2 separate regions of the Homo sapiens genome follow, and region 2 is linked to region 1. Evidence: read pairs that join two places in POLR2A ChIA-PET (ENCODE). Cell type or tissue: PC-3. All regions are shown on one strand. Links, peaks and the distances in the headings refer to the core of each region. The heading gives the core; the rest is flanking DNA. Region 1 overlaps FMNL2 (formin like 2). Region 2 overlaps FMNL2 (formin like 2).

Region 1 (16,312 bases), core at 4,484-12,483:
ACGCTATTACATCGCTGGTAGGAATGCAAAATGGTCTAGCCACTTTGGAAAACACAACTGGTGAACATTATTGTATATAAATTAGACCTCAATAAAAATAATTAAAAACAGTATATCAAAGTAATTTTAGATATTATTTATTTACTTTGTTACTGAGCACAACTCTCTTGAAAAAGTTTATCTTGCCCTAATGAAGAAGAAATGCACCAGAGACAAGCCAAATATTCATCTTTGTCAATTAATACTTTTGCAGGAAATAAAGTACTCCAAGGGATCCTATAAACCTTAGTTTTACTATTTCAAAAACATATCATTCATAATTCTATTTAAAGAATTAAAAATTATGGTAATTGCACCACAATTTTTTAGTCAGGCTAAAAATGTACCTCCATACCACAAACCATTAATACGACTTCACTGTCATTTCATATTTGCTTAATTCACTAGCTTGATCCAACTTCTGTACCTCACCCTCACCCCTAAACCACATCCCATTCTCCTAGATATATAAATATTCTCCTTCTAAAACATAAAAACTAAAGCAACATGTGCTAATAACATGAAGACCTACATCTTAAACCCAGGCTCCAGTGATCCCACTGTATGCCTTCCCCTTAGATCTTATATCTTAGGCTGGGTACAGTAGTTCACGCCTGTAATCCCAGCACTCTGGGATCACTTGAGGTCAGGAGTTCAAAAGCAGCCTGGCCAACATGGTGAAACCCTGTCTTTACTAAATATACAAAAATTAGCTGGGCGTGGTGTCAGGCGGCTGTAGTCCCAGCTACTCGGGAGGCAGGAGGCAGGAGAATCACTTGAACCTGGGAGGGGGAGGTTGCAATGATCCGACATCGTGCCACTGTACTCCAGCCTGGGTGACAGACCGACACTCTGTCTCAAGAAAAAAAAAAAGATCTTACATCTTGATTTTACATTTAGCATAATAAACACAAACACCCCTTCAAATTAGCCCCACATTCTTTCTTTTCATCTTCAGATCCCATGATTAAGCAAACAATAGTTTCAATCTGTGACCCACATGGTCAAAATCAATCATTAAGCCAAACTTTCAAATAGGATCTAAGGATAGGCAGAGAAGGAAAGTAGAAAGGAGGTCCCTCTAAATGGGTCATTGCTGAGGACAAAAATATATAAGCACACACCTAACCTGTTAGATGTGCTCATCTTATAGGGTTTTAGACTGACTTGAAGTTATACTCTATCTGAAAATATGGGTACATATATCAATAACTAAGTGGCTGTGGTCCAATTGATTGTGAAGAGAACCAACAGTGGTTTTACCGGTAAGAAACATCTGTATAAGGATATTTCTAGTACCTGAAGATGCTGCTACAAGCCTTGGACTCATCCACAGCTAGTATCCGCCATGTTGACGGAGGATATACACAGTCTCTGCCCTATGTATAGCTGTTTCTTACAAAACCCAAACCATATTTCTAATTAGTTTTCCTCCAGTCTTGCTGTACTCCCAAATACCTACAGTATCATTAGAAATTTAAACCAACTTACCTTGTATTTCTGCTACCTAAATAAATGTTGTTTTACTACTGCAGCAGGGATAAAGACTGTAGACACCTCAATTTCCTCAATGACTTTAGAAAATGACTTCTTTTAAACTCTTTCTTTCCTTGAAAGTTCATCAAGAACACTGTAGGCAACCAGGAAACAGTATGTATCTGGGCTAAGAGCATTCCATTATATATTTAGTCTTTTACAGTTTACTTTTAAGTGTATGTATCTTTTTTCAACCTTGTTTTGAAACATTCAGCATAATATTTTCTGAAGCGTGGTGGTCTTAGCATCTAGCACATCACGCTTCACAAGGTGAAGTTAATTATTTAATTGCTTGATGGTGGAGAAGCTACAATTGTATGGTGGTTTTCTCAAAAAACTTTTTTAAACATAAAATTTTTCAGAATCAGGCATCAGTAGACTTCAGTTTTAGTTTCAGCTCAAGCACTTGCTGTACAACTTCTAGAAAGCCCTTTGACTGTGTGTGTGTGTGTTTGTGTGTGAAAGGTGAGCAACAACAGCCTTCTACAAACAAAGAGTATGAGTTAAATAGTCAAATGTTAAAATGACATAAGGTAGTATCTGTATCACTTGGTAGAAATTCTTAGCTAACCTGCCTTAATAAATCATTTTAATTTGCTTAGCAATGATTTTCTAAAAGATAGTCAAAGATCAACCTCAGTGTCCTCAAGTTTATAAAAGTCATTCATATGATAAACTTTACTTTAAACAAGACAACCACGTAGTCTAAGCCAGCTCAGGCAATTAAGTCATTTTTAAAAGGTGGGGTGGGAGTGGGGGATCTATAATTCCATTTGTATTGCTAGGCAGGAAGGCAGGCACTGTGATATACATTTTGGCAAAATACAGCCTAAAAGTTTCTTTTCTTTTTTTTCCTTCCCCACTTATCTTGCTCCTTCTAAAGCCTAAACATTTCAAACGAGACTAAGCCCTTGATGTCTAGCTCTGGCAACGAATACCAAACAGCATTTCTGACAGAGTATTTCTATCAAGCCACCAAAAAGGATGGTTTTAAAAGGGATAATTGTTTCCTCTCCTCTTTTCACTACCTTTCTCCCTTTTTCTCTCCCCTGACTCCAATCTCTGTAGGGTAGGCCAGCATTTTTCTCTCCCATGTGAAAGCTATAGGCCAAAGGAAACCTCTAGAAGAGGAAAGACGTAATGTAAATTCACTTCTAGGTTCAGACCCAACTTTCCAAAACTCCAAAAGCTCAACATACAAAGAGTTGGCATCTGCTATTTGATTGCTTTTCCAGTGTTTCAGAATCAAAGAATCAGAGACCTGGAGTGAGTCTTAAAGGAAAGGAAACTGCTTTTAGGAAGGAAATGAAAAGAAACTTGACTTCTTTTCAACAGCAATTAATTCAGTGCCTTTTCTCAGGTTTGGAGAGCTCAAGAAAATGAAGAGTCCCTTCGAAATCTCAAGCAGAAAGTAGCAAAGATACAAAATGCCTTTCTTTTTCTTCTGAGGTGTGGGAAAAATAACCTCGTCCCACAGCCAATTCTTGTCTGGTACATTGCTGGAACTCGGGACAAACAAATTGGTACTACCAACCATTTGGAGCCTTTTCCTTGACTTATAAGGAAAACTCAGATCCACACTCCATGTCTCACCTCACTCTTTCCTTTCCCTCACCTATAAAACTAAATGCCTAGTCAATGAATAAATTAATGAATACATAAGGGCAAGTTTTAATACTGAATACAACCTAAAACAAATGAACTATAAGACTATCAAAATTGGTAATCGTGGCAGAGACTAGCAGTCGTTGTTTAACAAACATTTTCTTCTCCCCGTGGGTGCTCAGCTAGTCTCCGTTTCTCATCCTTTTTTGCAGGTCCTTGTCAACAAGTAAGAGTGCAGGTGATATGTGCCAATTCCAGGCCTGGCCCACAGACTTCCCAGGTGTGCATTTGCATGTTCTTTCTCCCTTTGACTGGAAAGAGATGACTCCCAGGGTGAAGGGGAAGCTGTGTGTTGAAAATAGCCTCACCTGGGTCCCTGATTGTGTAGAATTTGACCCCCAATGGCCAACAATATCCAACCTGATTATGTAAATTAAAACCTTACTATGTGAATCATTATACATCTTAGTGTCTGTAGTGGGTTGAATGGTGGCCCCCAAAAGATATGGCCATGTCCTAACCTCCTCCCCCAACCACCAGTGAGTATAACCATTTGTGGAAAAAAGGGTGTTTGCAGATGCCATGAAGTTAAGGATCTCAAGATGTGATCATCTCAGATTATCCATGTAGGCCCTAAATCCAGTAACTGTTCTTATAAAAGACAAGAAAAGACACAGAGACGAGGAGAAGGCCAGGTAAGGATGGAGGCAGAGATTGGATTTACACAGCCACAAGCCAAAGAATGCCCAGAGACACCAGAAGGAAAGAGAGGAAAGGAAGAAATCTCCTTTAGGGCCTTGGGAGGGAACAAGGCCCAGTCAACAGCCTGATTTCAGACTTCTGGTCTCCAGGTCTATGAGAGAACACATTTCTGTTATTGTAAGCCACCAAATGTGCAGTAATTTGTTATGGCAGCCGTAGGACGCTAAGATAGCATCTATTCGTTACCCTATCATTTGGTGCACAGAAAACTACAAAAAACCTTATACTACAGTCAGTAATTTACTTAGTAATGTTTTAGGTAGTAATGATACTCATATTTGTTTTGAAAGTTTTTATATGATAGAAAAAGGTAAATAATTATATTACTGTTAGGAATCAAACATTTCATTGTAAAAGAAAGGTAACTATAAAATCAAAGAGATTAAGAAAATTAATGAAAATTGATTTGAAAATATTGAATCCATAAATTCTGGACCTGTATTTTCAAGGTCTAGAAACTTACACTGAGAAGCAAATTCACTCAGCAGCTATAAAAACCTTTTGCATGCACTTCCTCATCTCTAATACTACCTCCCACTAAAAAGAAAAGGGATCATTGGAGAAATGATTTATCCTGGGCCTGGGCAAAGAAGATACAAGTTAAGATACAAAGAAGATATGTTTCATACCATAAAACAAGCTCTCAAGGATTAAGAGGGTCATGTGAAAAGGACACAAGAACCAGCACCAAGGGATTCCCATAGATCAAAGAAGTGATCATATGAGCCTCAAAAATAATATCACATTGATTGAAACATGATGAACCCATGAAAATTCATGAGTTCGTAGTGATATTCAAAAAAGGAGACCACAGAAAACCCACTGGTCATCTTATGAGGTATCTATTAATCCAAATTCTTACTTAAAAAAATGGCAATTGAGGGGAAAAATTCCAGGAATAATTATATTCCAGGATAAACCAAGTCCCAGTTGAAAGCTCTAGTTACTAGTTTACTGTATTAATAGAAGGAAAGAGAGATTAGAAAATAATCTTTTTCCAGTTTGTAATGAAACTGATTCAACAAAAGATTATCAATTGGTTTCAAACCCATTAGGTACAAGGTTGATAGGTAACTGGACGTATATATGGTGACAAAGTGACACCAAACAGAATTCTCTCCAGCACAAGGGGAAAACAGTTACACAATGGGGCCATCAAGTTGTCACTGGCCAAACTTATTTAATGATGGGACAACCAGACATTATTTTTCTATGATATTCTTCACAAAGATGTTCAACATCAATCTGTAATGACTTCAAGTCTAACTTCTAGTTAACAGGAAACTCAGGAGCTAAGGCACCCCTAGGAAACAGGTAAGTGCAGAAAACAAAACTTTCTACAAGAGGGCTTGCCTACTATATTCACCACATGAGCATCATAAACAAAAGTCTACTCCAGTTTAAAGTAATTTAAGGAATACATGGCCAGATACAATATGTGACTGATCCTGTACCAGATTATCATTTGAGCAAACTAGATAGGAAGAACATCTTAAGGAAAATTGAGAACAATAAACTGGACAACAGGAGATATTAAGAAATTACTATTCGTTTTAATTGTGATGACCTTATTTGAATACAAGAGAAAAATTTTATAAGGTGCATACCGATTTTTTTAAAAAAAAGATGAACTAGAAAACAAATACCAAACAAAAAATCTGACTAATGCACAATCAAAAGAATGAATGTATAGAGGGGGAAGACTGGATATCAAAATGATAAGAGAAAACTAAGGGTCAAAAGACAAAATTTGAAAAGAATTAAACAGATCGCAAAAACCTAATAATTTTAAAATAGCATTTAATCATACCACAGTATTGTAAACTTGATAAAAATATAACCAATTTAACATATTAAGTACAGGAAGCATGTCAGTTAGCCAGAGGATAGAAGGAAGGGAGGAGAAGGAGAGGGAGAAATGGCTGTCTGCTATCCCAACAGCTGGGAGTGAGAAGCCAGAAAGGAGTGAGCATAGCTAAATGTAGAATCAAAGCCTGGAACTTGGGAAACAGGGCTAAAAGGCAGACTAAGTCTGAAGTCTAGGAGCAAAAAGGAGGGAAAGGGCCAGGGAAAGGTTATTGCTGGCATCACCATCTTTTCCTTCAGCTTCTTCACCACTGTCTCTGCTCTTCCTATGCTTGCTCAAATGACTCTAACATAGCAGCCACCAACATCAAAATAGGCTATAAAAATGCCACCACTGTCACTACTCATTTAGCACCCCTGGTGCTCCAAGGACAAGTCCTCCTTACCTGGAATGGCCCACAGGAACTAATTTATCAGGATTCTGTAGTACTTGTTTACTAGGCAGGAAAGAGCTTTAACTGGCTCACAAAAACATGAACACTTTCAAAAAAAATAACCAACACTAAAAACCATGGAGATATATTTGCTCTTTAATGTTTTAGAAAATTTAATTCCAATGGCAAATTGGCTTAAATATTGATGCACGTTCTCCAGTAAAAAACCTGCCCTTCTTTTTTAAAGAAATAGTATTTGACCACAAGTAAAGGGTTTAAAAAAAATTATATTCTTAATGATTAAATACATGTATATGGTATGGGTCAGCTGTGTTGAAAAAGACAAGAGATCACCTCTCACAATGAGAGTAATGAGGCTTCTTAGTGCCACTGGCCTGACTCTGCTCCGGCTGAGTGGCAGCAGAGGGCTTCCCCTTCCCTAGATCAGGACCCATGCCAAGCCTGGAGAGATGCAGTCTGACCTCCCTGAAACGCTTCGCACAGGAAGCTGAGTCTAAGTGGCTACAATTTCCTGCTACCTCTTCACGCTCATCTTTTGTTTTGTTTTTTAATCTGCTTCTCTCCATCGCTTTATATAAGTAAAGAAAGGGGAGATTTTCCATGTCTCACCCTTCCGTTGGGCCCTTGCCCCAAGGCTACTATGCAAAGCAACAGCCAGCTATCAGGAGGCAAGGTCCACTCATGCCAAATCACCACAGAAAATAACCAATCACACCCTCAGCAACAGCAAACACAGAAGGAAGCTTTTATAACCCAGCATAGGGATGGCACCTCTAACAGCTTCTGGACTGGATTATATGTTGGTGGAATCTACACCCATCTGCATTAGTCATCTCCAATGTCCTGAATTCTTTGACTAACCACTTCCACTTGATCATCCAGCAGGGGCACAGTTATGAATCCACAACCTGTAAGTTCTGTAGGCACCCCCTAAATCATTTGAGCAGCCACACACAAAACTTCGGTAAGAAACCCTTACCTACTATAATTTTTGCTTCAATGGCTTGTTTCCAGATCCCTGGTATAACAGGCAACAAATGAAAAAGCTTGTGAGTAGAGTTTGGAAACAGATGTTCTCGTTTCACTATCTGGGTGACCTTGGCATTGGCCTACTCATTTAGGCTCTATGAACCTCAGTTTCATCATCTATAAAATAAGGGGCTTGGGAAACAGATAGGAAAGGCGAAGGGACGCGCACTTCACTCCACATGCTCCTCCACAAGCTTTCTTGGACAAGCATGTGTTAACTTTTTCAATAGAAAAAGTAAAGTCAGAGTGGCTTGGGATAAATGGTCTCTAACAGCCCTTCTAGATATAAATGATCTAAAAGTCTAAATTCATCCAGGATCTCTAAACCCCCTAAACCAGCATTTATCCACAGTACCCACTGTGCTAAGAGTTCTAAACTTACGGGAAATGGCCAAAGCTCCAAAACCAAAACGTGCAGCACAGGGTCTGCACCAAAAACTGAGGCACAAGTGAGATTAAGGGGCTTTCTCTCTTTCCATAAGTGTAAATGCCACTGAAAGAGCTCTTACAGCTAAGTAGCTTCAGGGGTTTTATTTGCAGTTATCAAAGAAACCTGACATTTCTAGCTTTCTACGCTCACACTACAAAATTTGCCTCTGTGTCCCCACAGAGTCCTTAAATTAATAATGTCTTCATGGGAACTCTGTTCACCTACTATAACACAGAAATGGGTACGCTGGGATACACCTCACTGCACCCAAAATCCAGCACAGATGTCTCTGTTCCGTGGCTTCCGTAGCCCCACTCCCTCCAGAATTAGTTAGACACGTCTCCCATGTTACTTTCACCTTTGAGACCCACTAGAAGCTCAGGTCATCTTTGTATTTATGCAATGAGTCAGGAAAGGACCAAGAGGCATTTCTGCAATATTGTTACTATAGAAAGCTCTTTGGGATTTAATCTTAATTTGGTTAAATTTGGGACAGAATTTCTGGAATTTATTCTCTATTCCTATCAGCATCTGTCATATTAAGAAATATTTATCTTCAACATGAATGTATTTAGTACCACTGAATTATTACATTTAAAAATGTTATCCTTCTCTCTTTAAAGTAATTCCTAAAAATGAGCAGTGAATTGCTTTCCTTTACCAAAAGCAAACCACACTGACAGGTAGAGGAAGGTGAGAAGGATATGGAAACAGCAAACTTCTGCTTAGTCTTCCAGGCCACCTCTTTCAACTGCTTTTTCCCTTCTGCCCTCTCTGCCAATAATGCAAGCTTCCTCTCCACTGTCTTCCATATTAGCCATTATTTCTTTCATTCAACATGTTTTCAATAAGCACGTTTCAAGCACTAAGCAAGTTGTTAGAGGCCCATATCCTAAAGGAACTTACTCTTGAGGGAGACACACTTAAATAAATACTTACAAAACAAAGTGATAGACTAATGCAATCATACAGAAGTATGAAAAAATGGATGCCCCAAATTAAATAATGAACGGCCACTTCATGATAAAGTCAAGTCATGAGAAAGCATTTATTGTGACACTCCATATTTGCTTCCTTAGAGAGAAGCAGAACAGATTCAATGCACTAATTTGTACAATGCCTATAGCATAGAGAACATTTCAGTTTAGTTATCAATGCAAGAATAATCTTTGTTCACCAGTAATGCTGATATATTTAAATATATCTTGTTCAAAATGATAATTTACAAAAGTTTACAACTTCATGTAAGTTTTTTTCAGTGAGGATATCAGTGTGGAGGGAAAATGCAGGCAGGAATAATGAGATGAAGCCATGGATGAGGTTGGTAAAACACATGTCATTGAAGTACTGTGTAGTTGGTATAAATGGTCTCTTATAAGCATTTATACCAAATTTGTGGCTCAGGCCACAAATCTGTCTCTGAGCATCTTAGCAGCCAAGGAAAACAATGACCAGTTCCATGATTCACCATGTCCATATGGTAATTTTTCATGAAACTGAAACCTGAAATAATTTCTCCATAAGTCCTCACACTCTTATTTATATAGTTTCTTTTGGAAATCAATTTCTTTAACATTATCTATCACTTTGTGTACCTTTCCTGTTAACATGTATCCTAAATAACATATACTATATCCATGCTATATGCTTAAGTAAAATTAATATTTGTATCCAAGAAGTAAAATTAATATTTGTATTAATATTTGCGTGCACACGGCATTGGGGCCCGGGGGTGTCCTGTATGTTGGATATCAACACCACCCCACAGTCATAATTTTAAGGCTTCACAAATAAGGTTGGTAGTAATATTTTTAGACTGGAAATCTATAGCTGAGGCTTTTTCTGACAGCATCATATAACAGCTATTCAAACCATAAAGTATGTTTGGATAACAGATAATGATATATTTGTCTATTAGTCTGTTTTTGCACTGCTGATAAAGACATACCTGAGACTGGGCAATTTTCAAAGGAAAGATATTTAATGGAGAACTCACAGTTCCATGTGGCTGGGGAAGCCTCACAATCATGGCGGAAGGTGAAAGGCATGTCTCATATGGAGGCAGAAAAGAGCAAAGAGTTTGTGCAGGGAAACGCCCCCTTATGATAACCATCAGATCTCATGAGACTTACTCACTACCACAAGAACAGCATAGGAAAGACCTGCCCCCATAATTCAATTACCTCCCACCGGGTTCCTCTCATAACATGTGGGAATTCAAGATGAGATTTGAGTGGGGACACAGCCAAACCATATCAACTTGATATAACTTTCTCTGAATCTTTTAAGGACAAGTTGAAAATAAAAACAGTAACAGTCACAATATTTAATATCTGGGCCCTTCAGCAGCAACAGAGGCAGCCACACAAGTTTAGAGGCACCTACTATGTGCCCAGTATTATTCTATGTACTTTACGATCAAACAAAATCAACAATAATTTCTTGGAAGCATCTCAGTCACTAATCAAATATTCCCAATTTTCTCAAGAAGTCTTTTTAATAATTAGCTTGTTCAAACTGGGATCCAAAGAAGATCCACACAAACATATTGTTATTTCTCTGAAGTTCTCTTCTTTTTTCCTATCTCTGTCGCAGAAGCAAATATCTTGTTTTTCAATCATGATATTGACATACCATAAAATTCACACTGGATCTCTTCTTTCATTACTTTTTTCATAAAAGAAAGTGTCACTGTTTCTTACCTGATCACAAATCAGTTCCCATTTTTTCTCATTATCATACTGCCGCAGTAACCTGGCTTTGTCAGGAGGTAGGTTCATAGCATTCTGTTTAAAAAAAATAAAGAGAGAAAAGATGTCACATTCCACAGCAGGCTTCCAAATTGGTAACTTGCAGGCAGACCAAATAATACCACTATGGTTTTTTCATGACTTTCTCTCAATTCCTAGTATCTGATTAAACCAAAACACCCACAGAAGTCACTTAAACATCAAATCGGTTAGATGAGAGGCGGGAAATTCTGAAGTTCTATGGTGGGACATGTGAGATGATCTGCTTTGAACAATCAGACTTGCATTTTAGCAAAGGTGATGCCTTGTCGCTTTGGCAGACTCCCTTTCTACTCAACAAAAAGGTCACAAGGTATCCAATTTCTTTGTAAAGCACTGTAGCCCCACCAGACACAAAACAGAAAACACCAAAAGAGAACACAATGATCAGAATCACTGATAGATTCAAATTATACTCACTTTGATAAACAACTATGAGGAAAAGAATTAAAAAAAAAAAAGACAACAATGCAACTATTTTTTGTCCCCTCTGTGAGATGACAGTATTCCTTGAGGACATATGTTAACATTTATGTCAACATTAATAACCACAATTCTCAGTTGAGCTATATTGGTTTATGAAGGTGAGTTTGCAGTAGGAAATTAATCATGAGGCAAAAGAGATGTCCAGACATCAGCACTCGTATAAACCCTCCTCTTAACACAGCACACCTTCTGTAGTGCTGGTCATGGATTTTTTCCCAGGTACTTTCACATGTCATGAATCTAATGTCCCAAATGACCAATCATACACATTTTTAAGATACTAGGTTTGGATGCAAAGTGAGGTCTTTGGCAAAAGACCATGGCAGAGTAAGAGAGCCTCAGAAAGAATTCAGATCTATTCTTTTGGCCTCCCCAAAGTTCTCATGTGCTAAACAACTGAGCTAAGTAGTCAATTAAAGTATTATACCTATTTATCATCCTGTCTATCCCCTGGCATCAGCACTCTAAGTCACACCTATTCCTAAATAAACAATGTAGTCCCTTATCTGGGTCAATATTCAAGCAGACAAATGCAAAGGTCTTGAACTTTTAATACTCAAGCTCCTAGCTCTCTGAAGGACTTGGCTTAGGGAGAAACAATTCCCCTGGTCATGGTTATTGTCTTGTGTTATAGGGTGAAACAAGTTTAACAGAGGCAAAGGTGAGTATGCTGTCCTGACTTAATGATAGAAAATCAACCACTGATTATGATAAATTAAACCAAGCATTTTCCCTTAAACTCAATCTAACATCTAGATTGGTATGCCTTAAGTATATCTGCCACCTATTTGAGTCTAATCCATCAGATTTTACAATAACCTGTCTTTAAAATATTTAATTTAATTTTTTTTTTTTTTTGAGATGGGGTTTCACTCCTGTTGCCCAGGCTGTAGTACAATAGCACGATCTCGGCTCACTGCAACCTCCGCTTCCTGGGTTCAAGCAATTGTCCTGCCTCAGCCTCCTAAGTAGCTGGGATTACAGGAGCTTGCCACCATGTCTGGCTAATTTTTGTATTCTTAATAGAGACGGGGTTTCACCATGTTGGCCAGGCTGGTCTTGAACTCCTGACCCCTGGATGATCCGCCCGCCTCGGCCTCCCAAAGTGCGGGGATTACAGGCGTGAGCCACCATGCCTGGCCTAAAATATTTAATATTTTAATCACCCCCCCTCAAAGCTGACAATTACTTTGAAGAGCTTTGGACTTTATAAAGAGTTTTCAATGGTACTGCCAAAGCTTCTTAGATATAGAAACATCTAATATGGGAAAATGTTTTCATATGGCCTGTCTTCATGGAATATCTACTTGAACTACAATGGAAAAAGTCTATTTGTAATTATTAGTTATTACAATTTGACAATGTTAAAAAAAAACTCCTGGGATAAGGCAAAGGAGAATTTCATGTGTATCTTTCTGAGGAAGTCTAATGTTATTTACTGGTAAATGGTCAGTCCATCATTGCTTATTTGCACTCCAGAGAAGGAGGTTTTCCTCTTAAACTGGTGTTGACCTTCATGTTAGCACCCCAGCTATAATTATGCATTAAGTAAGAACAATAAGATTATAAATTAAATGAGTTCTTTTCCTCTTGAGTCCTCACTAATCTCGAGATATAAAGGGAATAAGAAAAAGAATGCCTGAACTCCTACAAGGTGCCAAGTACTCCATTCAACACTTTGCATATGTAATCTCAGTTAATACTCATAATAAGCATGTGGGATAGACATAATCTTCTCCATTTAACATAGGGAAATAGACCCGGGAGAATTTGGTTAACTTGCTCAAGGTTGCACAGCTTTACAGGAACAAAGACAGGACCTAAACTTAGTCTGTTAGGCTCCCAAGGATAAATTCTGAATATGCCACCAAGCTTTTTTTGCAGGAGAGCAAAACGGCAATAGCTTATGACCTTCTATTAGTACTCTACTAGACATTCCCGTGGAAGCACTTGGCAAACATCGCCACAGGAATTACACACAGGCTCTGTCGTTTTCTGCAAAGAGAAAGGCAAGATGCCCCTTCCAGACTAACTCTTATTTTGATTAAAGAGTCTTTCGTTCAACAAATGTTTATGGAGCACTGCCCCTGTACAAGCCCTGTGCAACATGCTGGGTGGCACGGTGGGAATCCAAACAGACGCGATGCCCAGAGAGCACTGTGTTATGGTGGGGAGACACATATGAAACAAACAAAGCTTTTTAAACTCTGGTAAGGCTTGAGAAAGGTTATCAGAGGGTAGTCTTAGATTAGACAGTCTGGAAAAACCTCTCAGGAAAAAGTAACAAATGAGTCCCAATAAATGAGAAGGATTGGCCAGGCAGAGGGCGGACGAAAGCACACTGGGCACAGTGAACAAGGGAAGCCTCAAAGGCAGGAATTAGCTTTCCACATTTAAGGAGCTGAAAAAAGTCAGAACAGCCAGAGAGAAAGTAAAAGAGAAGGAATGAGAAAAAGATGAAGTTGGAAATGTGAGTCAAAGCCATATCATGCCTAGACATGCAGACCAGGGTCAATATATTTTATCTGAAGTGCCACGGGAAGCCATTGAAGGCTTTTAAGCAGATAAATAACATAATGACGTTGTTTTTCAAAGATAACAATAGGTGCTATGAGGAGAACAGATTAGAAACAGCAAAAGCAGAGAGCCAGTAGGAGGCCAGGACTAAGCAGTTCAAGTGAATGATGGCAGCTTAGATGGGGTCGATGGCACGTTGAATGAAGAAAGGTGGACAAATGTCAGAAATATTAAGTGAAACTGACTGGTTAGACTTAAGGGCTGGGGAGGATTTGTACCTTGTTTCCAGCTTGAGTCACTAAGTGAATGGGGTACAGTTAATAAGAGGGGCACGTAACAAAAGGCAAAATAAATCTGGAGGAGTTGGTGAAGAATAAGATTTATAAATGACCCTGTTTAGGCCTGAGATAGCTATGAGATAACCAAGAGAGCACTCAAGTGGGCAGGTAGATACATGATTCTGGAGGTCAAAAGAAAGGTCTGAATCTCTGAACAAGAAGAGACTTAAGAAGTCTTTTTGAGCATGATTAGTTATTGTCAGAAGTAGCAGTGCAACATCAATACATCCAAACTAAAGCTCCACTGGGTAATCATTCACCAAGCATCTAAAATAACCCCTTCCATGAGCCAAGCCTCTGAGCTACTCAGACATACATTGTACAGCTTAATAATTCCATAAGGACCATGAGGAAGCAGTTCTATTTAAAATCAGACACTCTACAGAGGTCTGGTTAAAGTTCAGGGATGTTGTGATTAGCTGGTAATAACTGCCTTTAAACTTCTTTCGAGTGAACTCATTCCTCTTGTGCTGTTCAGGGCAAGACTCTGGAGTCCAAGCTAAATGTTTGAGCAGGTAATTCATGAGTCCAAGTTACTGTGTGAGGAAAATATTGGCTCTATCTCCAGGTCCCTTTGCTGCCTTTATAAAAATGGACTGCTCATCTATTTGGCTGAAAATATCAATCAATTTCCGAGTCTTCCTAACACGGTGACAACTCTACCTCACCCACTCTTAGTGACATCTGTGACATAGGGCTCTCCTTTCATTCTTTTCATCCATTGTTCCATCCAACATATTTCCTGGGCTTTAACCATATACCAGAATGTCCGCACTGTAGGCATCTGAGACAACTTAATCACCAAGTAACTGCCTGCAAGTATCGCCAAAGGTCGATGGAAGACATATGATATTTGAATTGAAAAGTTCAGTGGATGTTAATTATTGTTTTTCTAGATTGTACAAGTTCCTAGCTAAAATAAATTAGATCATCCAAGAGTATTATTTCTGTAAAATTGTTCCTTTCTTTCCACTCTCAACCTGGCAAACTGTAAGAATCAATTCAAATGTCATTTATCATTAGAACCTTCCCCCCACTACTCCAGGAAGACATACCCTCTCATTGGGCTCTAACAGCACTGTTTACATGTCTCTAATATAACACCTAGTACACTGTACCCTAACAATCTGTATGCTTACCTAAATTTCCCACTGGACTGAGTGCTTCAAGAACAATTTTTGATGTTCTTCTTAACCATCAACGTATGGCACAGTATGGCAAACGGTAGGCATTAAGCAGGTTGTTGAATACTGAAGAGCAAACAAAATCAGCCATACTGCCCAGCCTGCAAATATCCTTAATGAATTAGGATTTATATTATAGCTATTAACAATGTCTACACACTGAACAGTATTTCAGTTTCTTGTAAAACATCATTCCATGATAATATCTGTTGCTTATTATTTTCCAAAAAAAACTCACGGGGGAAAAAAATCTTCAATTCTAGCAATATTTTCCTGAAAAGAAAAATGAGCGTCTTCTGCCACATACAATAAACCATGAAACCATGAATCTGAACTTTGTTTCAGTGCCAGTTAATTCAGATTGGTATCTATTCCAAGTGGTAGTTACATGTATGGTCTCTACTTTGGTTTTTATCCATAATTGTACAATCTTAATTTGCTTTTAAATGTGTTTTCCATCTCAGAACCTTTTGAAAATAGAAATTATAACTAGAAAATAAAGAAAAATAGAATATCCCAAAATTCCTGAGTACTTTATAAAGAAAGTAATTATGGTGAAGAAGAATCTATGGTAGCCTATACATCTCAAGTTATACCCACAGATTATCATACACAACACAGAACAGAATGATGGTGCCCAAATCATTCACAACCAAATAGACCTATGTGGTAGCAAAACAGAGTTTTCTGATATCAGCTCCTGACCTGGTTTCATGGTATTAATGCAAACTTGTAAAATCCTTCTTTTACCCAAATATTCTCAAGGCTCATACTTAGAAACCCACAGTGATATGGAGACACACAGGAGGGAAATTGAACAGTATGAAATACACCTTATGTAATATATCTTTGTCCTTGTAATCTCTAAATTAAAACTCACAAGCATTCAGTCACCAGATTTTATAACAGGAACTCTTCTACTATATAACCACTTGCTTAGAGAGAAAAAACATGGACTTTGCAAGTAGTGCTTCTTATGGAAGCAGGGAAAATCATGTCACAAAAGAAATGGCTTAGACAATCTTTTAGAGCTCTTAAATAATAGAGATACAGAGGTTTACAGGAACTCAAAAGAAGGAGTCATTACTTTAAAAAATTTTTCAGTTATGGTAGAAAACATAATATAAAATTTACCTCATAACCATTTTTAAGTTTATACTTTAAGTAGTGTTTATAACTATATTAATATTATTGTGCAACGGATCTCTAGAACTTTTCCATTTTGCAAAACAAACTCTGTACCCATCAAACAACAACTCCCCATGTTCCCTTCCCCGGAGCCATTACTTGTCGCTACAAAAAAGGAAATGGGATGGATTTCAACTGGATGGCTGGG
Region 2 (16,312 bases), core at 5,607-13,606, 54 kb before region 1:
TCTTCTTTGCAGAGCATCTTGCAATTACCTTTATAAAGCCTGGTATTACAACTGTCGAAGTATTTATCTGCTTCCTCAACTAGCCTGGGAGGCTCTCTTTTAAAGGCAGGGCATATGTCTGATTCATTTTCATATTCCAATATTTATCAATGTTTCTGACACATAGAAAGCACTCACATTTTTTTCAGTAAGTGAGTATGACTCATCCCTTAACAATCAGGAGGATACCAGCCTTCATTCCCTTAACCAGATGTTAAAGACACTAATGGTAAAGAAATAACTAGTTCATTACCAGAAAATAAACTTGGACATCCTATGAAAATGGCTCCTTTCTCTAGGGAAGGCTCTCACAATATCATTTGCCCATAGTAGATTCACATGAAAGAATTAAAAACTATCTTTTTTATCTCCAATCAAAAAGTTTATAAAGTTTTCAGTCAAAAGGAAAAACCAAGTATTGGATTGAGTAAAGAAGAGGGAGAAAATGAAAGACGAATAACAATAAACATTTTGGTAAATCTCATACAGTTACTGAGGTACGAGACTTACTGAGGTATACAGACTACAATGGTATGAGCCCACAGCTCTCTCTCCCACCCCACATGTTCTGCACAGTAACCCGACGGCCAATCATCAAGAAGAGAAGCCATTGCCTTCCCCTTGCATCCGGGTTGGGCTCAGGGCCTCACTGGGAACCCAGATAACATGGCAGAAGTGACCACTACACGGCTTCTAAGACCAGCTCAGAAGACACTCAGCAGCCTCTGGCTCTTTGAATGGTGGCTCTTCAGATGCTCCTTCCTGGGGCACTCTCCCTCAGAAGCCAGATGCTATGCTGTGAGAAGCCCAAGCCACGTGGAGTTCTACATGGAGGCTCTCTGGTTGATAGTCCCAGCTGGGCCCAGTCCTTGAGAGGTATCATAGCTCAAAAACTAGGTATGTGGGTGAAACAGCCTCCAGATGGACTGGCATCCCCAGTCAATCAGGTCTTCCCTGATGAGGCCCCAGACAAAACAAAGAAGAGACAATCCCTGCCATGCCAGCCTGGCTTCCTGACCCACAGAAGCCAGGAGCCTAAAAAAATGAAGTGTGGGGTACTTTCGTATCCACAGCAAAAAATTGCAACAGTTGATAAACAGACAAAAAAAGTTACTCAGCAGCACTAACACCACATTAAGACTAGGACTTTGCTTCCTAATGCTAAGGAGGAGGACCAGTCAAGAAGAATCTTGGTTAATTAGATCAATCTAATTCTGGCCTGATACCATGAAATACATACATGCTCTACGGCTGTGGCTCCTACAGTTTGAGACTTGAGAGAATACATTGCTTATAGTTCAATGAGAGACTGAAAAATGTGAGTACCCTTACTTTACCACTTAGGAAGTTATCTGGATGGTCTCATGCTAGATTTACAATCCTATACCCTCAAATGCTTGGGAGGTTAGATTACATGGGATTAAACTCAGAGGGATGCTGGAAGCACACCAAAATCTTCACTCTCCTTCCTGCCCAATTTGGTCCACTATAAATAAAACTTGACAGGCTTTCTTAGTTCAACTTAATAATGTGTAGCACGAGTGCCTTCAGATGCCCAGTAGCTAAACCACACATCAGCTTTCTTAGGAAGCCTTCTAGCAACAGGCAGAAAAAAGAACAACTACTGCCAAGAGTGCTGTGCACAAGAGTGCTGGTGGCCTCGAGTGACTCATTCAACAAGGCTCCATCTTTCTGTACTGGAAGGTCAAAAGTGGGAGGGAGTTGAGCCTTTAATAACCAAACTCAGGCTTTTTTGCTAAAGCCAGATGCTGTCATTACAGAAGCAGATGAGAATACAGTTATAATTGATCCGAAATCCTGATGAATTCCAGGTGCACCTCCCAGCAGCCTGGGAGAGCTGGTGCCTCAAAGCCCTCAGAGGATTTTATTACTCATGTCATAGTGGCTGTTCCACTGTAGAGTCTACAGGGCCTCAGTACTTTTCCTCTTTGACTTCAGAAGGAAGCATTTTTTTTTTTTTTTTTTGCCAAACCTTTGGAGACACTTTTTAAAAGCAAGCCATTTTCTCAAATATATCAAAGAATATAATGGAAAAAGTAAAAAGACTAAGAAAAAGTTGAGAGCAAGAGCTAGGTTGAAGACTTCAAGGTTCCCCTTGGTAATGAGATGAAGCGTAGTGTTTAGAAATCTGAAGTGGGGACTGGTTGAGGTCCTTAACCAGTAGATAAGAGTTTTATGAGCCAGCAGATTGCTAGCTATGGTCCATGTCATTTGGAAGAGAAGAAAAAGCATGACCAGAACCCCAAATGGTATTTCTGGTGGCGCAGCTTCAAAGGCAGAGCCAGAGTATAGCCACATTTTAGGAATGCCTGCCCATTTTCCAAGCCTGGTTCTCCAGGCTCCTTGTCAAGTCTGTGCTTTTCTCAACATCTTTTCGATCAACCCTTTCCTCTATGTGTTAGAGTCAGTTTCTGCTTCTTGCAAAGAAGACTCTGAACTAATATAAATATCCAAAGGGTGGTTTTTACTTCCAAATGTATTTTTTTCTGTTTGGTAGTCTCGGGGCTCAAAAATATACACTGCCACACAACTAAGAAAACATCAATTTAGGTAAGATGGTCATATGTCCTTCCATGGGGCTATTAATAAATTAGCCAATAAGAAAAAATAGATGACTCCTTTTTCTCACCCTGGTCTTTATTTCAAGACCATAAATTTTCGTTAAGAGATATTTCAACACAAAACCAGATGTGTTAATCCCCTTAAAAAATTGTTTTTTAAGGAAAAAAGAATTCAAGGAGCACAATGGTTGACTGTTAATGATTTAGTCTTCATCTACTCAATACACTCATGTTTTCAGGCATGTCACAAACCACGCACAGTATAAGCTTACTATCTGTATTCATGTAATTAAGACTCATTTGTCATCATGTACATTGAAGCCATGTATGTGTTTGCTCAGTGACATCAGGCTTAGACCCCAATCCCACCCCCACCATAAGCAAAGCTTTGGGTTAACATTCTTGCCACCATCACATACCATTAAACTAAAGGTGCTCCCTGCCTTCCTAAAACATGCACTTCAGCTATTACAAGATTTGTAGCAAGATTTTTTAAGGAAAAAAAATATAAGATTGGGATTCTAAATATTCATCAAAACATGAGAAAATGATGTAGTCATACATAAAAATCTTTCAACAGCCAAATAATAACTTCCTTTAATTTACATCTGAACTAATTAATTAGTGGTGGTCAAATTAGATAGAATGGATTTATTGGCTCAAGAGGTAGAGGGGGAAAAATCCTGCTACATAAACTACTTAAGATACATGGCCTTTTAAATGTCTTTCTAGCATCTGGTTCCATATTGCGTTAGTACGCTTGGCTATGCTCTAACAGTGATCAAAGCCCAAAGGATCTGGCTACTCTAAAGCATATTACTTTATTTGCAAAAAATAGATGTTGAACTCCCCTACTTCACCCCTCATTCCTGCCAATAAAAACAAAGATAATCCTTTCATCCTTCTTAGGCAGATGAATGGAATCCCAACTTACTAAAAAAGATGAAAAGCTTTAAAAACAATCTTCTCGAAGGCAAAGACTCTTCTTTGGTCCTCCTTCCTGGTATCCTGGTACCTGGTATGGTACTCTCTCTGCCATATGTGGCTCAAAAGGAATTATTCACTGAACAAAACCCTATCTGCACAGGCATGCCAGAATATAATAATGAATATTATTATAAAACCAGAAGATTCCAATGACATTTTGGTTAAAGAGGTTAAAGAATTCACTTTACTATGATGTGAAAAAAAAAAAATTCACTCACGCAAAGATGGGAGAAAAAGAGGAAGGGATTTAAGAGACTTTGAGCTGTGAGCGGCATTGCATGTTTTAGAAAGCAAGATCAACACAGAATAACACCTTTTGCACCTCAAGATTGGATAAATCGGTTGAGGCTCTTCTGACCTATCTATAACAACTAAGTTTGTCGGGGGCATGTTGCTACCTTGTCTTCATTCCCATGGCTATTAGGATAATAATCCATTTGCTTGGTCTGTCTATATGGTTTTTAGACAAGAATAATGCAGGATGGTTGCAGCAGAATAAAAAATTCTAGGCAGCAGTTTCACATGACTAAGCAAAAGGAAACTGCTGAAATAGCTGCAGAAGCTTGGGGCTGATAAGACCCTGAAAAACAGGGTGTGGGCCAAGCTGGCAAAGACAAACTGGGTCCAACATGGTGCTGGATTTGATCCAGGTTTCTCCTAGGACCTTATTCTATGCTCATTCACATATTCAATCATATACCCACCAGTGCCATGACAGTTCCAGAACATCGTTATTTGAGGTAAAAATGGGTAGCACCATAGTTCTGAGAAATCTCCAGCTTCTTCCAGGAATCTCCGTGAATACTCCATCCCTTGGTTAAAGAAATCCATAAAGGTAGCAGCCCCAAACCACCTTGTGTGACTCTCTCAAGCATGCCCACACTCCCCTTTCTTGAGTGTGTACTTTTTGCTTTGCAATAAATCTCCACACTTTCACTATTTTCTAACTCATACTTGAATTCATTCTTGTGAGGATGTCAAGCGCCTAGACACCAGCAGGGTTTGGGGTCCCACCAGCATTTGAGGACCTCCCCTAGCCCACTGCTATCACCTTCTATCAGATGCAAATGCCTATGCCAAGGACAGTACCTGAAGACCTACCATCACTCCTGATTAATTACAGAAATGAGGCCAGTTTTGGTTAAAGCTCTAAGAATTCAATGTCAAAAGTAATTTAGTTCTCATTACTATTGTCCAGGTATTAGACTTAGGATTACATTTTTCTTCAATTAAGCACATACTACACCCTAAATAGCTAAAGCATATATAAGTCTGACACCAAAGAGTTAAAACTCAATTCTGCAAGTATCTGTGGGCCTACTATGCATAAGAAAGGTACTCTATCTTACCTAGGAGAAAAAAATATTATCATTCATCTCATGAATTCCTGGCTTTTATTCTTGTTCTATACAAATATATCTTTAGGATATAATCTGACCTGCAGTATAATCAGATTCCTGTTATAATATGAGTCATTATAACAAGGGCCACTGATAACTATATAGTAAATGTTTCCAATGTGAAAAGTACTCAGCATGCAATATTTTCAAATATGACCTAATGATAAAGATTTGGGCGTTATATGAGCTGCACATACTGTTTCTCTTTCATATTAAACCCATCCACCCAAACATACTTCCTTATTTATAAATGTAAAATTTATATATTTATACATGATATATAAAAACATTCACAGACAAGCATTCGTACATTCTTGTCTCTAAAATCTATTTGTCTTGGAAGCCAGAATATGAATTTAAAGATTCACTATTATTCTTCTTCATTCTCTTGGAAGCTGGATATTTTTTCACTATCTTTGGGGCTCAATAGAAAGAAAAAAAAAGATAATATTTGGTTGTCTCCACAGTTGGCATTTACAAAATGGATAATATCAAAATCTTAAAGAATGGACTAGCAGTAAGGAGGCAATGCAAATAAAGGAGCAAGAGGAGTGTCTGCCCTGTTCACATCTTTGAAGCTTCCCAGCCTATGCAGAGGCTCACAGGCTGGTGTCTAGAACATTTGGCAGCTGGGCAGTAAATCCAATTAAGGAGGTAGGAGGCAGGGGAAATAGCTCCGAAGTCCTGTCTCATTTCAGTATTTCCCTTATTTCCTTCAAGGGATTCACAAACAATAAGGCCACAACTTCAACACATTTCAAGGAAGTTCAGGATCAGGAGCACCAAGTCCTGTTCCTGGCTCTGTCACTTATCTAGCTATGTGACCACAGGTAAACTATGTATTTCAATTTCGCTAAAATCAAGATATTAATATTTGTCTCAAAGATGTTCTTATAGAACCAAATGATGCCATGCATGTAGCTGGTATAGCCCCGGCATATAGTAGGTTCTCAATAAATACTATCAGAGTTTCTAGTTCAGAACCTTTCAGGAAAGAGGAGAGAAAACAGTCCCTCTGTGACCTGGATTTTAATCCAGCTCGGGTCTTAATCCAAAAGCATTTGGAATTAAATGGGACTTCTAGCATAACACACAACTTGGCGAAGGGTCCTATTGTAACCTGGGCTTCCACCTGTTCTCTAAGGACTACTTTGTAATTTCTCACCTCAAAGTAGCCTCTGATGTCAGGCATATACCAGGGGAACAAACAGGTACTCTTCTTGGTCCTACAACACTGCCCACTACCCTGTGGGAAAGCAGCTACTATCTAGGCGGTGATGTTTGGATACACTGGGGCAGGGCCCGCGGCGGTGATGTTTGGATACGCTGGGGCAGGGCCCGCGGCGTCATATTGTCTTTGTGTAATCCCTCCTTTCTTTGTGGTCAGACAGTCTCCGTTTCCAACCATGCTCAACTGTTGCATTATTGTTTGGCTGTGACAAGCCCACTTAAGCTTACACGCTCCCAGAATCAGTGCCAGTATTTGCCAGGTTTTTCATAGCATCCAGCAAAAATAAAGTAACTGTGATGAAAGAGTTCATAAAATTTGCATGGTGGACGATCAAGTGCCAATATCAACCCCAATGAAAACCACATACATGTAACAAAACCGGTTTTCAAACTGGATTATTCCATGTTCCCTAAAAACATAAAAATTAAAACAAAAACAACAACAACAAAAAAAGAGTACTGTGATTATTTTTAACTTATCCTAGAAATAAGATACCAAATTTAGACTAAGTTCATTACATTCCTCTCAGTGAGATCTTAGAAATTAACTATTATATTCCTTAGGCCCTAGGATAAATGAAAAGGTAAATAATTCCGTTCAAAGATGTCCAAATGTAAGATGTGTGAGTATTCTTATGAAAACTATAGTGTAGCCTACCTCTTTAAAGTTATCAAATGCTGATAAAATGATTTCATGCCCGCCTCTGACAAGACAAACGGCTGCCAACAGTTCTAAGACAAGGGCTTTTGTTCTGCCAAAACAAGAAGAAGAAAAACACAAATCAGTGAAAATGGCATGATGAGTCAGCTGTTTCTTCCTTCCAAGATACATGAGAATAAAACATTTGCCCTTACATTTTTAAAAAATTTTACTAAGGTACAGTTTAATCAAAGTACATTTTTAAACCTTTACTGACTACTACATATGTGATTTGTCTAAGATGGCAAATTTGGAAGGTATACTTACCAAAAAGACAAATCACTCACTAATGAAAACTAGTTCTGAGAAGAATAATCTCTTAGACCTATCATCAGGTGACTCAGTACAATACAGATGAAAAATGTTTACTGGTACGCTAAAAACAAAGGGAATGGGAATATGCTGAAAAACAAACTATTGATTAAGTATTTGCTCTGGTTTTAGAGACAGTGAGAGAACATTTGCAAAAAAAAAAGTTCAAAATCAACTGAAACTCATGTTCTACATTTCAAATCTGCTCATGTAGGGACAGATCCATAAATCTCCCACGAAAATACAAGTTTCTGTCCTTTCTTCTTCCTACGCAGGACAACTGGAAGGAGCTGGATTACAGCTTTACTAGCTTTACTAACACAAGAATATTTTCTTTGACTCAAGAAAATAAAACTCAATCTGAAATATTTTTGGAAGGAGAACATGGAGATACACTCTAAGTTTTCAAATTCAATGTCAAGAAAGAAACAGCATTGTTTCTTCAATCATAAGACCACTTAAGTATTTCATTTTTTTTCTGGAATAACAGCTTTCACCAACTTCTAAACAAAAACTGTTCTGATACTCCACAATGTCAATTGTCTTTTAAAAAATAATGTCTTCCCTGTAGTAGAAGGCAGAGACACAGAAGCATGGCTACTTAGGACTCTAGTAAACGAAGGAAGGAATCGCACAGTCGCAAAAGGTTTAATCAGGGGAAGTTTGAAAGAATAATATTCAGTAAAGAGGACTTGATAGTTCGTGTTGCATTTTCCAAATCAGAAATGGCTAATTTATAAACAGATTTTTGAATTAACAGTTTTCAGATATTTTGTCTACAGAGAGGTATTGGATGAAAAGGAATTGCACATTTGAAGTACAGAATACTTCACCAAAATGGAAAGCACATTAAAATAACTACAATTGATGAAGACTGGCTTTTACGACTAACGTGTGATGTGAATTATATCTGCTGCTAGCCTTTACAAGGTGGTGAATATGAAAGGAAATCTGCATATACAATTTTATTTTTCTATTTCTTTCTTTCTTTATTTTTTGAGACAGAGTCTTGCCCTGTCACCCAGGCCGGAGTGCAGCGGTGCGATCTCGGCTCACTGCAACCTCCACTTCCTGGGTTCAAGCCATTCTCCTGCCTCAGCCTCCTGAGTAGCTGGGATTACAGGCATGTGCCACCATGTCTGGCTAATTTTTTGTATTTTTAGTAGAGATGGGGTTTCACCATGTTAGCCAGGCTGGTCGCAACTCCTGACCTCAGGTGATCTGCCTGCCTCGGCCTCCCAAAGTGCTGAGATTACAGGCATGAGCCACTGCGGCTGGCCACTACAATTATTTTTCTATTTTCGTTCAGTAATTAAAGCTACATATGTAAAGTTATCAAGCGAAGTGTAGACGAAGGATGGTGGTTTTAGCTAGCTTCCAGCAATAACTGATATACGTAAATCTTTATCAAGACTCTCCTGGCCCCCGAGTCCTGGCAACCTGATCCTCTCCAAATTTAGCAGCAAGGATGCTGGAAACCAGGCCTCAAAAGAACAAAAGCTTGAGGAGAACAGTGAAGGGCTAGAATTGTCACCAGTTGCTCAACTCTGGCCCATCTAAGAATGTAACTTGGCTAAAAGGAAAAATTCTTACACAGCCAAAGAGTTTATAGCCAATCTTATTTCAGAGATTAACACTTGAAAGTTTCCAAAGTCAAACTTGGTTAAGTGTTGACTAGCCCTCTGTTTTCTCTAGATAGATTTAGACTTGCGTACTACAAAAGCAGCTTACCTGGGATTCTTGTTGTTCAGGCTTAGTGCAATCTCATTGACAGCGTGTGGATGAGACATGACCATGTTGAAACCATACTAAAATTAACATGGAAAAAAAAAGAAACACAAAGCATTGGGAGACAAGTTAGGGAACTGTCAGTATTGATTTAAAACCAAAAACCCGAAGTATCTACCTAATGAAACTTACACCATTATAAATGCACTTATGTCTCTAGTATATCACTGTCAGAGCATATTTCTCTATTAAAAATTTCAAGAATGCCAGATGCAATGATTTGTGCCTCCAGTCCCAGCTACTCAGGAGGCTGAGGCGGGGGGTACAGCTTGAGTCCAGGACAACAAGACCCACATCTCTCAAAAAAAAAAAAAAAAAAATCGGCAATGATGCTATTATCAAAAGATTATCTTCCCATTCTTTACAAATGAACTACATGTTTCTCTTTATTAAAATGATAAAAAGGCTCTAGCCCAGTGATTATTAACCTTGGCCGCTCCTTAAACTCCCCTGGAAGACTAAACAAAACATTTACTCCGAATCTCAATTACAGGGACCTGGCACCTGAGTTTTTAAGCTTCCAGGGTGACTCCACAGTATACAATAGATATAACATACAAAATGTGTGTTAACAGACTTTATGCTACTGGTGAGGTCTCCAGTTATATACAGATTTTTGACTACACCAGGGATCAGTACCCCTCACACCCCACAAAATTCAAGGGTCAACTATATTCTTTCTCCTCAAAACTCACTCTCAGCTCATCAGAGAAAACATCCAGAAGTTCCTATACCACATCAATCTATCCACACAGATTTGTGGCTTACCTCCTCACCTCCTATTAAAGAGGAACTCTTCTGTGCTCCAAACTAAGGCCAACCCCTCCCATGAGTCCTTCCTCCATCCCATTCCCTCGCATCTGCTCACGAACATCATATGTTCCAGAAATTCCTCCCTTCCCCCTTATTTTTCCCTCTCCATAGACTCATTGCCATTAGCATAAAAAATGCAAATTATCTTAAGTAACAATAAAAACCTCTCTTGATACCACAACCTGTGTTCAGCCACTGCCTCTCATTTCTCTGCTATCCTTTACAGCAAAACTCCTCCAGACACTCAGTATAAATCCTCACTTCCTGCTCATTCTTGAAACCACTCCAATCAAGCATTTCACCCCCACCATCCCAATGAACTGTTCTTGCCAAGATCACCAAAGACCTGCACTTTGCTGAAGCCAATGGCCAATCCTCACTCCACATCTTACTTGACTTAGCAGCATCTAACAGAGCTGAATACTCCCTTCTCCTTGAAATATGTCCTTCACTTGGCTCCTACTTGGCTATTTTTCAGGCTCTCTAGCCAGCTTTTCTTCGTCTCTCTGACATTTAAACAGAGAGCCCTAGAGTTCATATTTTGGACTTCTTTACTTCTCAGTCTACCCCTACTGATCTCATTCACCTTCCTGGCTTCCTATGCCATTTATATGCTAATTACTCTCAAATGTCTAACTCCAGCCTAGACCACTGCCTTGAAATCCAGACTGGCATATCCAACCATGCACCTAAGATCACCATTTGAATGTCTAAGGGGAATCTCAAAGTTAAAATCCCCGAAACAGAATTCCTAATGATCTCCCTCAAATCCATCTATCCTGCAGTCTTCCCATCTTTGTAGATAGCAAATATATCTCACAGGTGCCCAAGACAAAAGCCCTGGTGCCACCCTCTACTACTCACCTTCTCCCTCATATCCAATGCTGTGGCCTTTAACATCAAAATAAAACCAGAATCTGACCACCTCTCATCATCTCCACTCCTATGATCCTAGTCCATATGACCACCAAAGCTCACCTAAATTACTGCTAAAAGCCTCCTAAATGGTCTACCCCCTCTTGCCTTTGCCTGGCCAAGATCAAACCTAAACACAGAAGCCAGCATGGTCTCATGTTAAATGCAAGTGTCAGATTATGTCGTTATAACCATTCAATAGCTTTCCACTCATAGTGAAGTCAATGTCCTCTCAGCGGCCTCTAAAGCTCTACATAATCAAACTCCCTGTCACATCTGACTTCATCTTCTACTCTTCTCCCTCTTACTCATTCTGATCCAGCCAAGCCTCCTTTCTGTGCCTTGGGCAAACCAGACATTCCTGCCTCAGGGTCTCTGCACTTGCCCTTTTCTCTGCCTAGAACCTTCTTCCCCTAATATCCCTCCCTTTGCTCCCTCATTCAAGTTGTTACTAGATGTTACCCTCTCAGTGACCCTTCCCTAGCTGGCCTATTTAAAACTCGCACACATTTTCAGCAGTTCCTATTTCCTATTTTTTCTACAGTACTTAGTAATGGTTCTCTGGGTTCAAAGTGTTCCTGGGTCCAAATCTTGACTCCACTACTAACTAGCTATGTGATTTTAGGCAAATTACCAAACTTCTCTGTGTCCCAGCTTCATCAGTAAAATGGGGAGAGTAATATTATTGATCTCACAGGGCTATTTACATGACTTAAGAGGTTTAAAAGCACTAGACCTGAAAAGTGTAACATGTAAGCATTAGCTTTCATTTCATCATTATTATCTGGAACATATACATTTTACCAATTTATTTGTTGGTCATCTGTCTCCCCTCCCTGGAAAGTAAGTTCCCTGGGCCACAGATTTATTCAATGCTGTATTCTCAGTTGCCTATGTGGAACAGGGGCCGTCTGGCAAAGTTCAAAAAAAAATGGAAAGAATAAATGCATGTTTCCCTTCTTAAATTTAACACAGCACCTTTTGTGTTGGTTTGAACTCTAACACCAACCCTCGACCTATGTATTTATCTCCCACTTCTACTTGGACCCACTGTAGCATCCATATTAATGGAAATCAAATCCTATTTCTATATTTGAATTCCACTTTTCTAAGTGGAACCCCTGTACCCCTGCTTTGCTGACCTAATTAAACTGATGACCCTACCAGTTCACGCTAGGTACTACAGGCTCTAACTTCCACTTTGTTGTTAAGATTAACCCAGCACACGTGTTCCACCGTAACTTCCAGTGTTTTTACAGTGGGGTCAACCTGCATCTCAATTACCCAAAGGAGGAATCTGCATTTTCAACGATCTTCTAGGTGCTTCTTATAAAGATTAGGAACCACTGAGCCCAACTGTCAATAATTGTAACTTTTTGCCTGTTTGCCATATAACCCTTTGAGAACCACTGTCTCTATCCATTCCTGGTGTTCTAGAGTTGTTTCATTACTACCTGCAACAGCAGCTTATTCAATCTTTAGTAGTCACAAGCATTCACCAAGCAATCTAGGTAAGTTTATCTCTATAGGAGGAAAACACCTTTCCTTTAAATACGTCACAAATTATATATATTTATTAAAATATGAGAGCAAAGAATTAAACCTTGAGAATTAGGATGAACCAGGCCTTTCTTTTTTAATAGAATCTCGTTAAATCCTGGCATTTACTTCAAATAGAAATAATACAAAGAAACCAAAGAGAACAAAATCTGAGTCTGTTTTTTTTTTTGTTTGGTTGGTTTTTCTTCTTTTTTAAAAAAATTTCAACAGCTTTAGGGGTACAAGCAGCTTTTGGTAACACAGATAAATTGTAGGATGATGAAGTCTGGGCTTTTATTGTACCCTTCGCCCAAGCGGTGTACACTGCACCCAGCAGTCATTTCTGAGTCTGATTAATTCAGGTTTTTTTTAAAAGAACCAGAAGCTCCAACATACCTGATAATTCATGATGGCACGTAAACACATGATACAGACATGCACATCATCTTTCTTACTCACTAATCTTGAATTTTTCAGAGTTCTTCTGCTTGGCAATGTATTATATCTACAAACAAAAAGAGAAACTTCTATAAAACAACAGGTTACTTTCTTAGCATAGGCACATGCACTTAACAGACACTACTCTTCACCAGTACCAAAACAAGGATTGTAGGTTAAAACCGCCACCAAATGGCAACAGTAAGATTGATTTCAACCTCTAAAATACAGCTTTATAATGTGTCACTTTGCCATAAGCCCATCTTGGGTATGCTTGTTAACACACTTTTTGGAGGTCTCAGAGACTGGTACAACTTTAAAAACTAATCACACAGCCAATGAGACCCAAGCATATATCATCTTCTTAATCTACATCTGAAGTTCTTCCCCTTCCTCTATCTTTCTTATTTTAACCTCAGTCTTGAATTTCTTTAATGGAATCACTTGTTAAGTACATGACTGTTTACTAGAAAGAGTTTTCATTTTTAGTTGATAGCAATAGCTTCCAGTGTAAAACAAAGTAATCTAAGTTTTAAAAAGAAAGAGTAATTTGAATGGAATCAACTGCCTTTTGTTAAATTGTATTCATATGCAGCAATGATTGAGAAGATACACTAATGAAAACCAGTCTCTAAGGAAAATGGGAGAGGTTATTCTCTACAGTGTCATATTTCTGCATCACTTTGAAATATTAATACAGTTTCATTATTCCAGCAAGTAGACAAACCTTACACATCTGTTTCTTTTCTTTTTTTTTTTTTTTTTTTTGAGACAGAGTCTCGCTCTGTCACCAGGCTGGCGTGCAGTGGCACGACCTCAGCTCACTGCAACCTCCACCTCCCAGGTTCAAGCGATTCTCCTGCCTCAGCCTCCCGAGTAGCTCGGACTACAGGTGTGTACCACCATGCCCCGCTAATTTTTGTATTTTTAGTAGAGATGGAGTTTCCCCATGTTGGCCAGGATGCTCTCCATCTCTTGATCTCGTGATCCACCTACCTCGGCCTCCCGAAGTGCTGGGGTTACAGGCGTTAGCCACCGTGCCCAGCCTTATTTGTGTTTCTTAAGAGGTGTAAAGTAATGTAGCACATTCTTTCTTTTTATTTACTGATCCAGTTCTTGATCTATATTGCAATAGTCTCTTTCTAAGAAGCTAAAATGTCCCTGTCATTATTTTATGGAGTGTAGAAAGCAACAAAATTAATTAGAATAATATTCTACTTCCCAAACATTAACACAAAGGGCTTCTATTTGTTGCAGTAGATAGCTAATCTCAAATACATTTTCTGGATCAACACTTAAAATACATTTAATATGACATAACACATACATACTTATTAACATTTAAAGACTTTAGAAAATACGCAATATATAAATGTCAATAAAAAAATGAGAAACTTGTTTATTAGTTGTATTCTATGCTCAAAAACAATAGAGCTAAAGTTTTTCTAAAATGTATGGTATTTGGTTTAAAAATTATTTTCTCCAATTATTTGTTTATATAAAAATAGAGTAGTAATAAAAGGTAGTATCTGAACTTGTATGTCTAAAATAATAACATTATAAATTTAAAAACCTCCATCACGACCAATAACAGCAACAACAAAATCATAGCACTGAAGAGCTATGGTATCATTTACTCTAATCCTTTCTTGATACAGTTAAGAAAACGGAAGCCCAGAGACATTACATCTACATAGCAAATAAGGGATGAGATGAGACCAGGCAAAACCAGAAGTCTCCTCACTGCGATTTAGGACAGTCACTTTCCACGAGTTGCTCATCATCAACCTGACTCATCAACAATCTGCTGGGTGATCATGTGAAAAAGCTACCGCCTACAGCTGTCTGTGCTGGCTAGTTCTTTATCAAATGTTCACATCCTGTCATCCTGGCAGCATTTTCTGCTTCAGTCCTAGATAGGTGTCATTTCTCACCCTGAATAATTATTTCATCATGGTGAATTAAGGCTTAGTTTGTCAAAAACAGCAGCATATAGGCATCTCTTACAGAACACAGTGGCCAATACCTTGGTAAGCAAGTTTCTCTTTTTAAATCTTTATTCTATATATGACACTTATTAGGAAAGTGAGGATGTTTTTTGACTTAATAGGAAATTTTGCTCTATATTTTAGAATCATTTTAAAAGGATTTCCTCTCACTAAATAAATGCACCCTGAGAAATGTCATAATTCTTTACCTCTGAAAATTTACTTTCAAAGGACTCAACTTAGGATGATCTTAAACATACAAGACTAGATTTTAGGGACTGTGCCATGGGTTAGCATGTACATTAATCAATTCTTCATCATGCATATTTTATGGAATCTGACAATTTTTGTAACTGTATATTTGGTTTCTTTGCTTTAATTACCATGTGAGTAAATGACTACTTTAAAAAAAAAAAAAAACAGGTTTTGAATTCAGCTCCAACGCATGATGTTGATACCATGTATTTTTTGGAGACAAGGGTCTCACTTTGTCACCCAGGCTGAAGTGCAGTACCATGATCACGGCTCCCTGCAGCCTCAGATTCCTGGGCTCAAGAGACAATGCCCAGTTAATTAAAAAAAATTTTTTTTTGTAGAGACAGGGTCTTGCTCTGTTGCCCAGGTGGGTATCGAATTCCTGGCCTCCCAAAGTGCTGGGATTAAAAGCATGAGCCACTGCGCCCTGCAGAAGCTCACACTATCTAATAACCACTTCCCTGAGGAGATGGCTTTACTGACCCTAAAACAGCAACAGAATGAGGATTTACAAGATATTAGCCACTTTACCACAACAAGAACACCTAGACAAGGTAAGCAATCTAGAGGAAATGGCCTCTGGTGCTCACCAGCCACAGGAAATCAAACCAAATCTCTTTTTTAAGCCCCAAAGTTGGCTTTACTAAGTACCTATTGTTTATGCTAAACATTACTGAGATGGTCTAGGTTTAGACCTTAAGATAGAGAGCTAACTAGATAAGGGGATCATCACACTCTTCCTCAGTCACCCTGTAGGATGTCTCCTAGAAGGCCTTTTTAGATGGAGAGCTGGTCCTGATCTACCCGATGAAGCACATTTGCAGATTTCTGTGATGAGACCAAATCCCTCCACAATACACAGGACTGAAGAACCAAATATCATTAGAAAAACTCAGCTTTGAAAATCTTACTACCTGGTGTTGCAAATGTCCACCTAGATAACAATAAGGCTGAATTCAGTGGCAAACAGTTTCCACAGAAAAAAAGATGAGGCTAATTGATTAGTGCCCCAAAACTCTACTAAATAAATGTCACACCGATTCACTTAAGATTGAAAAAAAAATCACAGCAGTAATCCGTCACCAATTAACATTCAAACCGCTCAAATGAAACTAGTTATAACTATAAAATAATGTATATACATGATGCTGTTGTATAATCATCTTAACACAAATAAATCAATTCAATATACTATCTTTGAAAGAGAGGATAAGGCAGCCTGCATCAGGTCCTTTGCCACAGCCCTCTAGGCTAAACTTTCTTCGTTTTCCAAACACTGATCATCCTAGTTTACCTGTTTGAATAAACTTTCTACAAAGGCCTGAG

Evidence for each region. ChIA-PET counts read pairs that join two places held together with the same protein. Peaks named below come from ENCODE experiments on the same cell type or tissue, not always from the same donor. Only the 100,000 strongest peaks of a DNase experiment are listed, where the experiment ranks them.
Region 2: POLR2A ChIA-PET joins it to region 1 with 25 read pairs; 2 of 35 experiments call an interaction of 5 or more read pairs at or near these places.

What each region holds. Positions count from the first base shown.
Region 1 is chr2:152,516,079-152,532,390 of GRCh38, reverse strand. It overlaps FMNL2 (formin like 2), which reads right to left. Exons shown (of 26, transcript NM_052905.4): 2 at 10,365-10,448. Among named protein-coding and RNA genes, the nearest start is that of FMNL2, 190 kb to the right of the region's middle. In PC-3, for the core only: no CTCF peak of the experiment used is centred there; a DNase peak (open chromatin) is centred at 6,890; H3K4me3 peaks cover 923 bases; H3K27ac peaks cover 2,157 bases.
Region 2 is chr2:152,571,634-152,587,945 of GRCh38, reverse strand. FMNL2 (formin like 2) reads right to left here. Exons shown (of 26, transcript NM_052905.4): 7 at 12,702-12,810; 8 at 8,982-9,058; 9 at 6,897-6,990. Among named protein-coding and RNA genes, the nearest start is that of PRPF40A, 140 kb to the left of the region's middle. In PC-3, for the core only: no CTCF peak of the experiment used is centred there; no DNase peak of the experiment used is centred there.